2 separate regions of the Mus musculus genome follow, and region 2 is linked to region 1. The links are chromatin contacts, found by Hi-C or POLR2A ChIA-PET in ENCODE. All regions are on one chromosome and are shown on one strand. Each heading gives the region's core, a stretch centred on a gene start or an enhancer-like site at or near the end of the contact. The rest is flanking DNA. Distances are from core to core; before and after follow the strand shown. Region 1 has its middle 24 kb from the start of Commd7. Region 2 holds the start of Dnmt3b (DNA methyltransferase 3B).

Region 1 (6,011 bases), core at 585-3,084:
AACCTTTGGAAGCTGTCAGTGACACTTGCTCGCGTGTTCATACTTGAGTGAAGTCCTTCTTGACCCCACTCTTGTCCCCAGGGTGGATGCTCCACCAGGGCTGGTTTGCTGGGCTGAGCTGGCCTTACTTCATGTGCTTTTCGTAGGTCTCCTTCCAGGAGGAGGAAAAAGAGGAGGTCTGGGGAAGCTGGAGACAGGGGCTCTGGCCCTGAGGCTGTGTGGCCGAGGAGAGGGCCCTGTGAAGGTGTCATTTTTTATGAATGATTTCCTGACAGGACTGACTAAGACTCAGCCAGAGCTACAAGGGCTGGGGCGCAGGCCTCTTTTCCGGAGCCTAATCTGCCCAGGGCAGGCAGCTGGCTCCAGAGACGGAAAGGCCTGCACAGCTCAGAACTCTGCGGTTTGGGACATCGGTGGTCTTTGTCGGTTTTTCTCCTCCCAGCTTCTCTTAGCTTATGGTGGCAGTGGGGGAGGAGCAGCCCCACTGGGCTTCTCCTCCTCTGTCTTTGTCTCCAGGCTCCCTCCTTCTTAGAAGGCCGCTGTCAGCAGCTTTTGGCACCGCTGCCTGCCTGGAGCCTGCCATGCCTCCAGCAGAGGTGTCCGGGGAGGGGGAGTAACACTCTTCCACAGCGGCCTCTGCAGCCAGGCCTAGGAGCTAGAACATAGGGTGGGAGCAGGGTGGGGGCTGAGCTCCTAGGAAAGCAGGAGGGAGAGATAGGCAACGATTCTGCCTTCTCCACCCACGTACCAGACCCCAGCTCTTCCCCCTGGTTTATTCTATCACTGAATCTAGGAATATTCAAAGAAATATCCAAAGTTCTGAGAAATCGTTCCTGGGAGAAACCCTGTGCTTGTGGCTACAGTGGTAGGGTTTTCAGATCCATCTCAAAGCCTGGGCAGAGCCCACAGTGGCTCATGCAGGAAGTAGAGGCAGGAGGGGCACTTAGTGAGTTCTAGGATAGCCAGGGTTATAGAAGCTATAGTGTGAGACCCTATCTCAAAAAAACAAAACAAAACAAAAAAACAAAAAAAACCTAAGCCCGTGTGGTGGTGTGTCTCAGTCTGAGCGCTTGGAAGACAGAGGGAGGTGCATCTCTGAGCTTGAGGCTAGCCTGGTCTACATAGAGAGCTCCAAACCAGTCAAAGTAACAAAATGAAACTGTCTCAACAATGACAACAACAAACAAACAAGCACTAGAATAAAAAGAAGCCAGCATGGTGTCATGTGCCCGTCATCCTACCACTTGGAAGGAGAGAAGCCAGTGCAGGAAAATTAGGGATCCAAGACTAGCCTCAGCTACAGTGAATTTGAGGCCAGCCTGGGCTCCATAAGTCCTGTGTCAAGTAAGGAGAAACAGAGGCTGAGCTAGAGAGAGAGGCAGCTAAGGGGAGTCAGGGCTCCGGAGGTCCCCGCTAGGGTAAGGGGTCTTTCCTTCTGCATGAGTTCAGGAAGCTTTGAGAAGGTCAGCCACCTACTTGCCAGAAGTAGGGCTTCTTCCTCAGTCTACCCTTTATTCACTCTGTGGCCTGCCTCACTGGGCTCCGTAAGGGCGCTGAGATGAGCCCAGGAAGGCCAGCCCCTGCTTAGCTTTGCCCCTGCCCTCCAGCACAGGCCTCAGAGAGCAGAGACAAAGACCTTAGGGGCTGCTGAGGTGATGGTGACTGCCGGCTCCGAGACTCATAATGGCAGGGGTCACTGGGCTCCAGCCCCCTCTAGCGGTCAGCAGTGGCGATGAATTCAGAGTGGAGTGGGGAGGAGTCTCTGGCGCAGGCCTCCTCCCACCGCCTTGTCAGCAGGCCAAGCCTTGGAATTTTGTGCCAAGTCTCTGGAAAGAGGCCTGTCCTGCCAGCCAAGGGACAGAAAAACAAGATGAAAGGTTCCAGGAGTGGCAGTAGTGGTGCATGCCTGTAATCCTGACCCTTGGGATGTGTAGAGAAGACGACTGGGGATTCAAGGCCAGCTTTGCAAATCTGAGGCCAGGTTGGGCAACATGAAATCCTGTCTGGATAGATAGATAGATAGATAGATAGATAGATAGATAGATAGATAGATAGATAGATAGATAGATAGATAGATAGATAGACCTAAAAAAAAATACACAGGCCTGGAAGCTGGCCCCAGTCTTTCCTTGGGGACTACCTTTGAATCAGTGTGCCAACTCCTCTCTCCGGCCCTACTCATGCTGACCAGGAGCCAGGCAGGGGTGACTACTTCCATGAGTGTAGACCTTGGCTGGAGGAGTGAGTCCGCAGAAGCACGTGCGTCTGTTGGGACTCAGTCCGCTGCCCTTCTGGATAGCCAGCACGGCTGGGGGTGGCAACTGATGTCACTGCACTTTTCCCTGTTCAGCCTCCTTTGCGTTGTGACAGATACTGACCTCCCCATGGAGGTCACCATCTCTTTGTTTCGCCCACAGTGCTCTGGTGGGGACTTCTGTCCCTGTACTTAATTCTTCAACACGCCTGCTTCCCTAACTAGGCATTCCATTTCCTAGGGTTTGGGTCTATTGAGCCCCATAGCTGACACCCGTTTCTTGTGAAAAGATCTTTCCTGAGGAGGGAGAGGGGGAAGTGAGGTCCCTCTCCCTACCCTTTACTGGGCACTTTTTTGTTTTTATTAGGTATTTTCCTCATTTACATTTCCAATGCTATCCCAAAGTCCCCCATACCCTCCCACCGACCCACCCCCTGGGCACTTATTTTTATGGTATTAGTTACTGAACCCAAGGTTGCTCGCTGCTCCCTCCCCACCCCACCCCCCTTTTTGGAGACAGGGTTTCTCTGTGTAGCCCTGGCTATCCTGGAACTCACTCTGTAGACCAGGCTGGCCTTGAACTCAGAGATCCACCTGCCTCTGCCTCCCAAGTGCTGGGATTAAAGGCGTGCGCCACCACTGCCCGGCTACTGCTCCCCTTTTGCCTCCGGTTCATCCTTGGCAGAGTCTGGGGCTGTGGTCACTTCAAAAGCCCTGGACACCAGAAGAGGCAGGGATGTCACCAGGGAACGGGGAAGAGCCATGGCTTCAGCCCATATACTTCCTCTTCTTCTCACACCTGCCATTTCCTGACTGTGTGGTTTCTGCCCTCTGTGAGAGCTGATAAACCAAGCCTGGAGGCCCAGCGCTGTTCCCCAACGCCTCCCCTAGCTGGGCTTGGTCCCTTACCCTGGGCGGTGCTTGGCATGTGGTTGCTGGATACAGGCGTATGGCACTGTCAGGTAGACTGGCAAGCTGGCATGTAACAGCGTCTGGGTTTGCCAAGGACATTTGACACACTGCCCTACAAGCTTGCGTCTTGGAAGGCTGAGCTGAGCTGGCTCTTTAGCTAGATTGCTACAGAATGGCCTTTGCTATGGTGCGGAGGTTATGAGGGCCTGGGCTCATGGCTCTTTGGAAGCACGCAGTACTCTCAATACTGCCTGGGCCGGTGTTTACAGAAGGCGGCTCTCAGCACGGAGCAGTGAGGACCAGAAGCAACAGTGTGTTTGAAGGAGCTACAGGGGCCGCTGATTTCATCAGTATTTGGAGGTTTGGGGCACTGTGCCCTGCTTGAGAGACACTAGGAGCCAGTTTATCTGACTCCCTATTAGAGTACTAGTTAGTGACCCCTGGTGCTCACTGCCCAGTGTCAGAGCCCAGGCCCAGTGGGTGCAGTGAACTTACAGGCCATGTGAATAAAGAAAGACCATTGAAACAAAGGGCTGGGTGCCTAGCCCGAGTGGCAGTTAGGACAGCAGGCTCTAACTATTGCAGGGTCATATCATAGCCTGCTTCTGTGCCTCGGTTTCTCTGTTAGATAGTACTGGGAGGTCCAGCCCTGCTGCTTCTGGCTGTGTGGTGTCCAGTGCTGTGACTTCAGTACTTCAGCTCTGCTCTGACCTGTGCGCCCCCTGCCTCCCTCTGGGCAAACTCCTCCTCACTATCAAGGCTCAGCTCCACTGTCCTTTTCTCTAAAAGGACTTCCCTGGCCGCTTGTCTGTCTCATCTCAGGCCCCGCCATGTCCTAGGGCTTTATCCCCTTTTATCATCTTCCCCCAGCACAGAGCTTGGCGTTTGTTTTTTAGAGTCAGGCTCTCATGTAACTCAGGCTGGCTTCCGAACAATAGCCAAGTATGACCTTGAACTTCCGGTCCTCCAACACTGAGACTTCCGGTCCTCCAACACTGAGACTTCAGGTCTTCCAACACTGAGACTATAGGCATATGCCACTGTCCTTCTAGCTTTATTTATTTTTTTGTTATTGTTTTTGTTTGTTTTCTTGTTGTCTTTTGAGACAAGGTTTCCCTGTGTGGCCCTGGCTGTTCACGAACTCACTATGTAGACCAGGCTGGCCTTGAACTCAGAGGTCCACTGGTCTCTGCCTTACAACTGCTACGAGTAAAGGGGCCGCCACCACCTCCTGCTTAAATTTGCTTTCTGAGTCCGAGTCTCACTCTGTAGCTCAGCATACTCTGAAATTCATTCTGCAGCCCAGGCTGACCCCAAAGTCACAGCAACCCTCTTGCTTAGCCTCCCTGGTATTGGGATGAGTCACCATGCCTGACTTGAATAAATATTTATTGAATGAGTGAATGAATAGATGTCCCGAGGGTCTCATCTGTCCCTTAGCTGTGATTCAGTGTCCTACCCACTGTGGGCATAACTCATTCCTACATCAGTAAGACAGGGTCTTGCTATGTAACCTTGGTTGGCCTGCATCTTGTTCCTTGCTAAGTAGACCAGGCTGGCCTCAAGCTCATAGAGCTCTGTCTGCCTCTGCCTTCTGAGTGCTGGGATTAAAGTGTGCGCCACCACATCCAGCTTTCCCCTGGACTTTGGAACGGTAGCAGACAGCAGGGTGCATACTAGTACCTTGGGCATCTGGCTCATAACAAGGATGGATCTTTCTGTCCTTGCTGCCCTGACTTGCTGCTGCCTCCTGCTGGCTGTGTATATAAGGACTTACACGTGTGTGAACTCTGGTGTATGTAGAAAGAAGTGAGGCCTTCTAGGAGGGAAGGTCCTGGACCTGAGGTAGGCAGAAGACACAGAGATACCTCTAGAAAAATGCCTAGTTGGCCTGAGAAGATGAACCAGGAGATAAAATGTTTGCCACACAAGAACAAAGGTCCAAGGCTGCATTCCTAGCACCCATGTTTAAAAAATAAAAAAGCTGAGCCCAGCATCTTTGGCGACAGACACGCCCTTACACGCCTATAGCTGGGCAAGCAGAAACCCAGGGAATAGCTGGAGCTCCGTAGGCAACTTGTCTTATGAATCAGTTAGCTCTGGGCTCAATGAGAGACGCTGTCTCTAAAATTAAGATGGCGTTAGGAAGACACCCGTATTAATCTCTGACTTCTGCACACATTTGTATACATGTGTGCCTACACGTATAGACACAAAGTTTGAGGCTTTAAGCTGGTGGTAATACATGCTTATAATCCAAGCACTGGGGAGGCTGAGGCAAGAGGGTTGGCCATAGGTCTGAGGCCATTCTGAGATACACAAGGTTCCATCTCAAAAGAAAAAGGGGCTAGGCACAGTGATACACACAGTGATACATGCCTTTAAGACAAGCAAGCATTCAGGAAGTGGAATCTATTCTTGCCTAAAAAGTGAGTCCAGGCCAGCTTATGGGCTGCATGAGACCTTGCCTCCACTACCCTACACACACACACACACAGACATACACACACACACACACACACACACACACACACACACACACAGAGTTAATAAAATAAGAGGGCTGGATATGGTAGTACACTCTTTCTCTCTCTCTCTTTCTTTCTTTCTTTCTTTCTTTCTTTCTTTCTTTTTTTTTTTCCGAGGCAGGGTTTCTCTGTGTAGCCCTGGCTGGCCTGGAACTCACTCTGTAAACCAGGCTGGCCTTGAACTCAGAAATCTGCCTGCCCCTGCCTTCCAAGGGCTGGGATTAAAGGAGTGCGTCACCAACACCCAGTGGTAGCACGTTCTTTCAATGCTAATATATAGGGGACAGAGGCAGCCAGCCTGGTCTACATAGAGTTCC
Region 2 (5,688 bases), core at 801-3,300, 40 kb before region 1:
GTTTTCCTCTGACCTTCACAGTGATGGCCTGTTCGTGCACACACGTACAGAATAAAATATAAATTTTTTTTAAAAAGGAAACAAAGACAGCCCTTCCTGCCAACTCCCCAGCCACAGACAATGATGGTTCAGAAATGCCTCCATAGCTGAGAATGAAACACAGTACCTCGGGGAGGCAGGAAAAGGAGGGGCTGGCAGGGGTGACTTTCCATTCCGCTCGGCCCAGCGTACCTCAACATTCGCATACTGAGGCCTACTCCAGGTGCTGTGCCATTGAGTGCTTATCCCACCTTGAAGATGGGGGGGTTGAAGACCCCACAAGCTGGCTTCCTCCCTAATCTTAGTGAACTGTTTCTATTGCACATGGCCTTCTATAGCAACTAAAGCACATGGATAGAACTGTAATTGCTTTTGCAATAGTAGGACTTAAGCACAAATCCAAGACAGTGCTTGCCCGAGATGGGCAGTCTGCTTCCAACCATGTGCCGGGAGGTAATGAGGCCAACCACACAATAAAGATGGTGCTTGGTGTATTACCAACCTTACGGAAGTTTACCTTGAAGCTGGGAGGTGTAATGCAGTGGTGGTGGGTAGCTTACCTGAAAGAAGGCCCTGGATTTGGTCCCAAGGCACTATGGATGGGGGAGGGGAGATCCCGCGTCTGGAAAGGTATATACCTGAGGTTTCCAAGGTCTGGCACAAGCCTCAGCGGGCCTGGTGGACAGAGGAAGGTCGGTGAGTGTCACCAGCCCAAAGCCCACAACATCCACAAGTCCGGAAGCACTCTACTGAGGCCTTAATTCATTTTAATTCATATGCTTCCGAGTGCAAAGCAGAAATCACAGGGAATCACAGGCAGAGGCATGGAGATCACAGGACTGCCGCTGCCACAGGTGAGACTGGAGCAAGAAACTCTTCCCCTCCGTGCAGTCCAACCTTGGGAACGCAGTAAGTAGGTCTCCGCTTTGATTGCAACCTCTAGCCTGGACGGATTCCACAGGTATCCCTAAGCAATCCCTGAAGCACGGACGATTAACCGCTAGGAAGTGGAGGCAGAGGGTCATTTTATAATTAAGGACTCAGTGTATGGACTAGGTAGTGGGGCCACCTCACCCCGGAAGAAGGCTAAGAATGGAAAGTGAGCCCCTAGGGCAGCCGGCAAGGTGAGGAACCGCCCCCCGCTGGCTCCTCCCCGGCCAGGTGTGCTCAGCCAGCCCCTCCCAGCAGCCGGCAACGCTGCAGCACAAGAGGCTCCGCTCCGGAGGACCCCGGGGACAACGCCCATCTAGCATCCCCACTTGCCGGTACCCAGAGCGCCATCCCAACCTGGGAGTGCGAGGTTCCAAGTCAGAACGGATCCACAACCACTACTACATTGACAAAACAACTTCTGCCTCTACATCCCAGCCTTTCCTCCCCGAGGAGGCTCTGGGTAAGAACTGGGCTAGGTAAGGACTTTGGGTCCCGGGGACAGCCACCGCTCGGGCCCCACTCCGCTCCCAAGTGTTCTCAACTCTACACTCCAGAAAAGTTGCTGCAGGTCTCCTTCCCTCAACTCTTCAGAGTGGCGGAGTGCAGCGGGGACTTCGCTTCCTCTGTCCCCGTGCCCAGTCCCGTGTCCCCGTCCCGCTAAGCGCCACGCGCCCCGTTCTCCCCAACCCCGGCAAACATCCAGGCGCCACCAGGGGACCTGTCGTCCCGGAACCCACACAGCCCCAACCACCAGGTCCCAGCCCACGAGGGGCGCGTGGCGCTCACCTGTCGTGAGGCTGGCTGTAGCGCGGCGCCGCGATCGCGCCGCGGGTCCTGGCCGGCGGGCGGCGCGGAGTGTCGGGTTCGCGAATCTCCGGCGCCGATCGCTGCGCTACGTTTACTTGGGCCGCTTAACCCCGGCGCTGCCGGACTGGAGCGCCCGTGCGCTCGCCCGCGCGCCAGTGGGCCACCCGGGCTAGTCCGCGGCGCTCAGGCGAGAGCGTCCACGCGGGCTGCGGCTGCGAGACGAGGGGCGGCGACGAGGACGCTACGGGCCGGGCGCGCACGGGAGTGGGTGGGGAGGGGGCGGCGCCGCTGCCCTTGTAGCCCGGGCCCGGCCCTGGCCCCGCCCCCGCCCGGGGGGCGCCCCCGCCGCAGCCACTCACCGGCCGGCCGGGCCTAGGGGACGGGCGAGGGAGATTTGAAATCCCTCCCGAGCTTCCTCGCCCTGCCTCCTCGGGAGCCTCCCCTGGGCCCCCTATGCCTTGCGGGTCACCCTCCTAGATGACCAGAGCCCACGGATAGCTCCCAGCCCTCTCCACCTGAGACACCCCCTTTCCTGTCCCCCAATCCAGATCAGATGCACACACGCACATACAAGCACATTCACAGGTCTGGATGAGCGGCCCAGAGAGGGAAGAGCTCCTGCTGGAGTCACACAGCAACCCTGCATTGGCTTTTCGACCATCCCTCCGCTGCAAAGCTGTCCAGGGCGCTGTAGTGGCCCTATGGGTCACCCGCTGGGGACCCCCGTTCTGCTTCCTGCTTTCACCTAGCTTGGCCTTTGTCAGCCATCTTGAGGGGAGAGGAGGCCTTGGAGGAAGAAAAAGCATACATGTTCCCCCAACTACCTGGGTTCCTCGTGCCAGCTGGGGAGGAGCCCTACCCTGCAGCTTAGGGCTGCCTCGGCCAAAAGGCCCACGCTGAACCACTGGAGAAACACAAATACTTATGATAGGCACCTGGCGTTCATGTTTATTTGTTTTCCTGCTTGTCTGTCTCCATACATTAGATGGTGATCACTAAAGTAGACACTAAATAAATATATGTTAAAGGGATAAACAAATCGAATGATTGCAAAGGCTCGGCTCGATACAAGGCCTAGCACGTGCAGGCTCAGCTTTCACGGATCTTTTATTTTGTTGGCTCCCTGACTTCACTCCAACCTCTTCTGCTTTGCTGCTCCTCCTACACACCAAGCATTGTCCTTCTAAGGAAAGCTTTGGCCTCTTTCCTCCTTTCAGACTTTGTTTCCCCAGATCTGTCACAAGAAGAGGCTTTCTTATCACCAAACAGAACAGTCTTCAAATCCTATAACACTGAAACCCATCTGAGATTGTTTTGTATAGTCTTGTCTGCATCTCCTAGCGGGGCAGAGGTGGCTTCCATCTTCCATCTAGATGGAAACTGGAAGCCACATCTCTCTAGGAGCACAGGTCCACAGGGAGGCTAGCATCAAAAGGAATTAACTCAATACAAGTTGGTTGAATGAATGAATGAATGAATCTCCACAGGTCTCTTGCCTCTGGGGTTCTAACTCCTGTTAAACACAGCTTTCCTCCTGCCCTTCTTCCTGGTTAGTGAGTAAATGGGCAAATGGCGACTATTTGGGGAACTTCAAGTCTTAACACTTCCTGGGCCCTTTTCTACTTAAAAAAGAGTAGACTGGTCAAAAGACAAAAGGAGAGAAAGCCCAGCCCGGCCTGGACCTGGCCCCCTAGGGAAGAGGAACCGCAGGAATGTCTTGACTGCCAGGGCTCTGAAGTGTGTCCGGAAGTTGGTGCAAAAGAGGATGCCTTAAAAGAGTCTGGATGAGCAGGTGGTCTTGGTCTGTCGCTTGGGAATGACTCTAACTGTCAAGAGAATCAAAGCATGGTGGATCCTACCTAGAATCCCAGCACTTGGGAGTTTAAGGAATTTAAGGCCAACCTCAGTGACAGAGCAAGTTCCACACCAGACTGGACTGTGGCTGTGTGAGACACTGTCTAAAATCCCCCTTCTCCACACCCAGAAGGAAAAGTTAAGGAAAATGGGAGTAAGAAAACTACAGACAGAACTGGACAGATGGCTCAGTGGTTAAGAGCACTGGCATATCTTCCAGAGGAACGGGGGTCAATTTCCAGCACCCACATGGCAGCTCACAACTATAGGTAACTCCAATTCCAGAGCCCAGACACCCTCTTCTGACTTCCACAAGAAGCTAAATACCCATACATACAAAATAATAAACTTATTTTTAAAAAGAAAGAAAGAGAACTACCTCCAGGGAGGTATGGTGATGCATACCTTTAAATTCCAGCACTTCAGAGGCAGACTGGATGATCTCTGGCCAGTCTGGTCTCCGTTACAAGTCAGGTCAGCCAGGGTCATGCAATGAGACCTTGTTGAAAGAAAGAAAATAATCTCCAGAGAGCACAAAACTTTACAGTTTGAAAAGCCATTGGCCATATTGGTCAACTCACTTGAGCCACAAGACTGCCCGTAAAAAGACAGAGCAAAGAGCATCAGCCTGAGTTTGGGAAGAGTGGAGCGAAACCTGGTTGGAAGAGGGAGGCATTTATTTTATTTTATTTATTTTGGTTTTTCGGGACAGGGTTTCTCTGTATAGCTCTGGCTGTCCTGGAACTCACTTTGTAGACCAGGCTGTCCTCGAACTCAGAAATCCACCTGCCTCTGCCTCCCAAGGCTGGGAGTAAAGGCGTGCACCACCACTGCCTGGCTTTAAGATTTGTTTCTATCTTATATGCACAAGTGTTTTGCCTGTCTGTCTGTCTGTCTGTGTACTGCACGTGCGCTTGGTTTCTGTGGAGGTCAGATGGAGGTGTTGGATTCCCTGGAACTGGAGTTCCAAATGCTGTGGGTGCTTGGAGTCTAACCTGGATCCTCGGGAAGATTTAATGCTCCTAACTGCTGAGCCATCTCTTCAGCCCTTGTTTGCTTTTCTTTGGAGTCACAGTTTCTAGTAAAACAGAATGGCCTTGCCCTGTGGGAGAACTTGAGTTTCTAATCTTGTCTACTTCTACCTCCCAAGTGCCAGAATTATATACTACCAGGCCTAGTTTTGCTTTGTTTTGTTTTTTAAGATTTTATTTATTATTATATGTTAGTACACTGTAGTTGTCTTTAGACACACCAGAAGAGGGCATCAGATCACACTACGGATGGTTGTGAGCCACCATGTGATTGCTGGGATTTGAACTCAGGACCTTCAGAAGAACAGTCAGTGCTCTTACCTGCGGAGCCATCTCGCCAGCCCCCAGGCCTAGTTTTAATGTATGCTTTATGATAAAACTTTACTTGAGAGAATCCTTTATGAATAAGACAAGTTTTGTTTGTTTGAGTTTTGAAATAGGGTTTATGTAGCCTTGGCTGGCTTGAATCACCCAATGTAAAGCAGGCTGGCTTTGAACTCAGAGATTCACTTGCCTCGGCTTCCTAAGTACTGGTATTAAAGTGCCACACTTTATCTAGAGGGCTGGTAAGATGGCTCAGTGGGTAAAGACACTTGTCAAGTCTGAGTTCAATCACCAGAACCAACATCGTGGAAAGAAAGGGAGTCTTGAAAAATTGCCCTCATATAAATAAATGAAAAACAATTTTTTAAAGTCATAATACAAATACAAGGAATATACAAAATTTAAAAGCAGATTGCCCACTTGTTTATATTTTGCCTCATTTGCTTTTAAATCTGCCTCCTGCATATACGTGCATTTATTTTCCTGTCTGAGAGAATAAACAGGTGCTAGTATATGTCTTTCCCAAATACTTCCTGTTTGTTAAGAGCAAGGGCATCCCTTTGTATATGTTTTTTTCTTCATTCTTTGTTGAAGGAGAGGGGGAGGACTCTTAGTCTATACTCCAGGCTTTTTCTGAACTCTCTTTGTAGGCCAGTCAGGCTCAGACTTCTAGCAACCCTGCCACCTCTGCCTCCCAAGA

The links. A loop is a pair of places that touch in the nucleus more often than their neighbours do. ChIA-PET counts read pairs that join two places held with the same protein, here RNA polymerase II (POLR2A).
Region 2: a map of mouse trophoblast stem cell shows a loop between it and region 1 (2.5-fold over the local background). The contact joins the promoter of Dnmt3b here to the enhancer-like site in region 1. A Hi-C loop is called at or near these places in 2 of 37 maps with a recorded cell type or tissue (mouse embryonic stem cell and mouse trophoblast stem cell). POLR2A ChIA-PET finds 5 or more read pairs at or near these places in 4 of 5 experiments (Patski and embryonic stem cell).

What each region holds. Positions count from the first base shown.
Region 1 is chr2:153,605,479-153,611,489 of GRCm38, reverse strand. No RefSeq gene overlaps it. Among named protein-coding and RNA genes, the nearest start is that of Commd7, 24 kb to the left of the region's middle. Within about 2 kb of position 1,834, at least 1 of the 3 ENCODE cell types and tissues checked has a DNase peak (open chromatin) inside an H3K27ac peak, as active enhancers do.
Region 2 is chr2:153,645,811-153,651,498 of GRCm38, reverse strand. Dnmt3b (DNA methyltransferase 3B) reads right to left here and starts at 2,050. Exons shown (of 23, transcript NM_001271744.1): 1 at 1,759-2,050.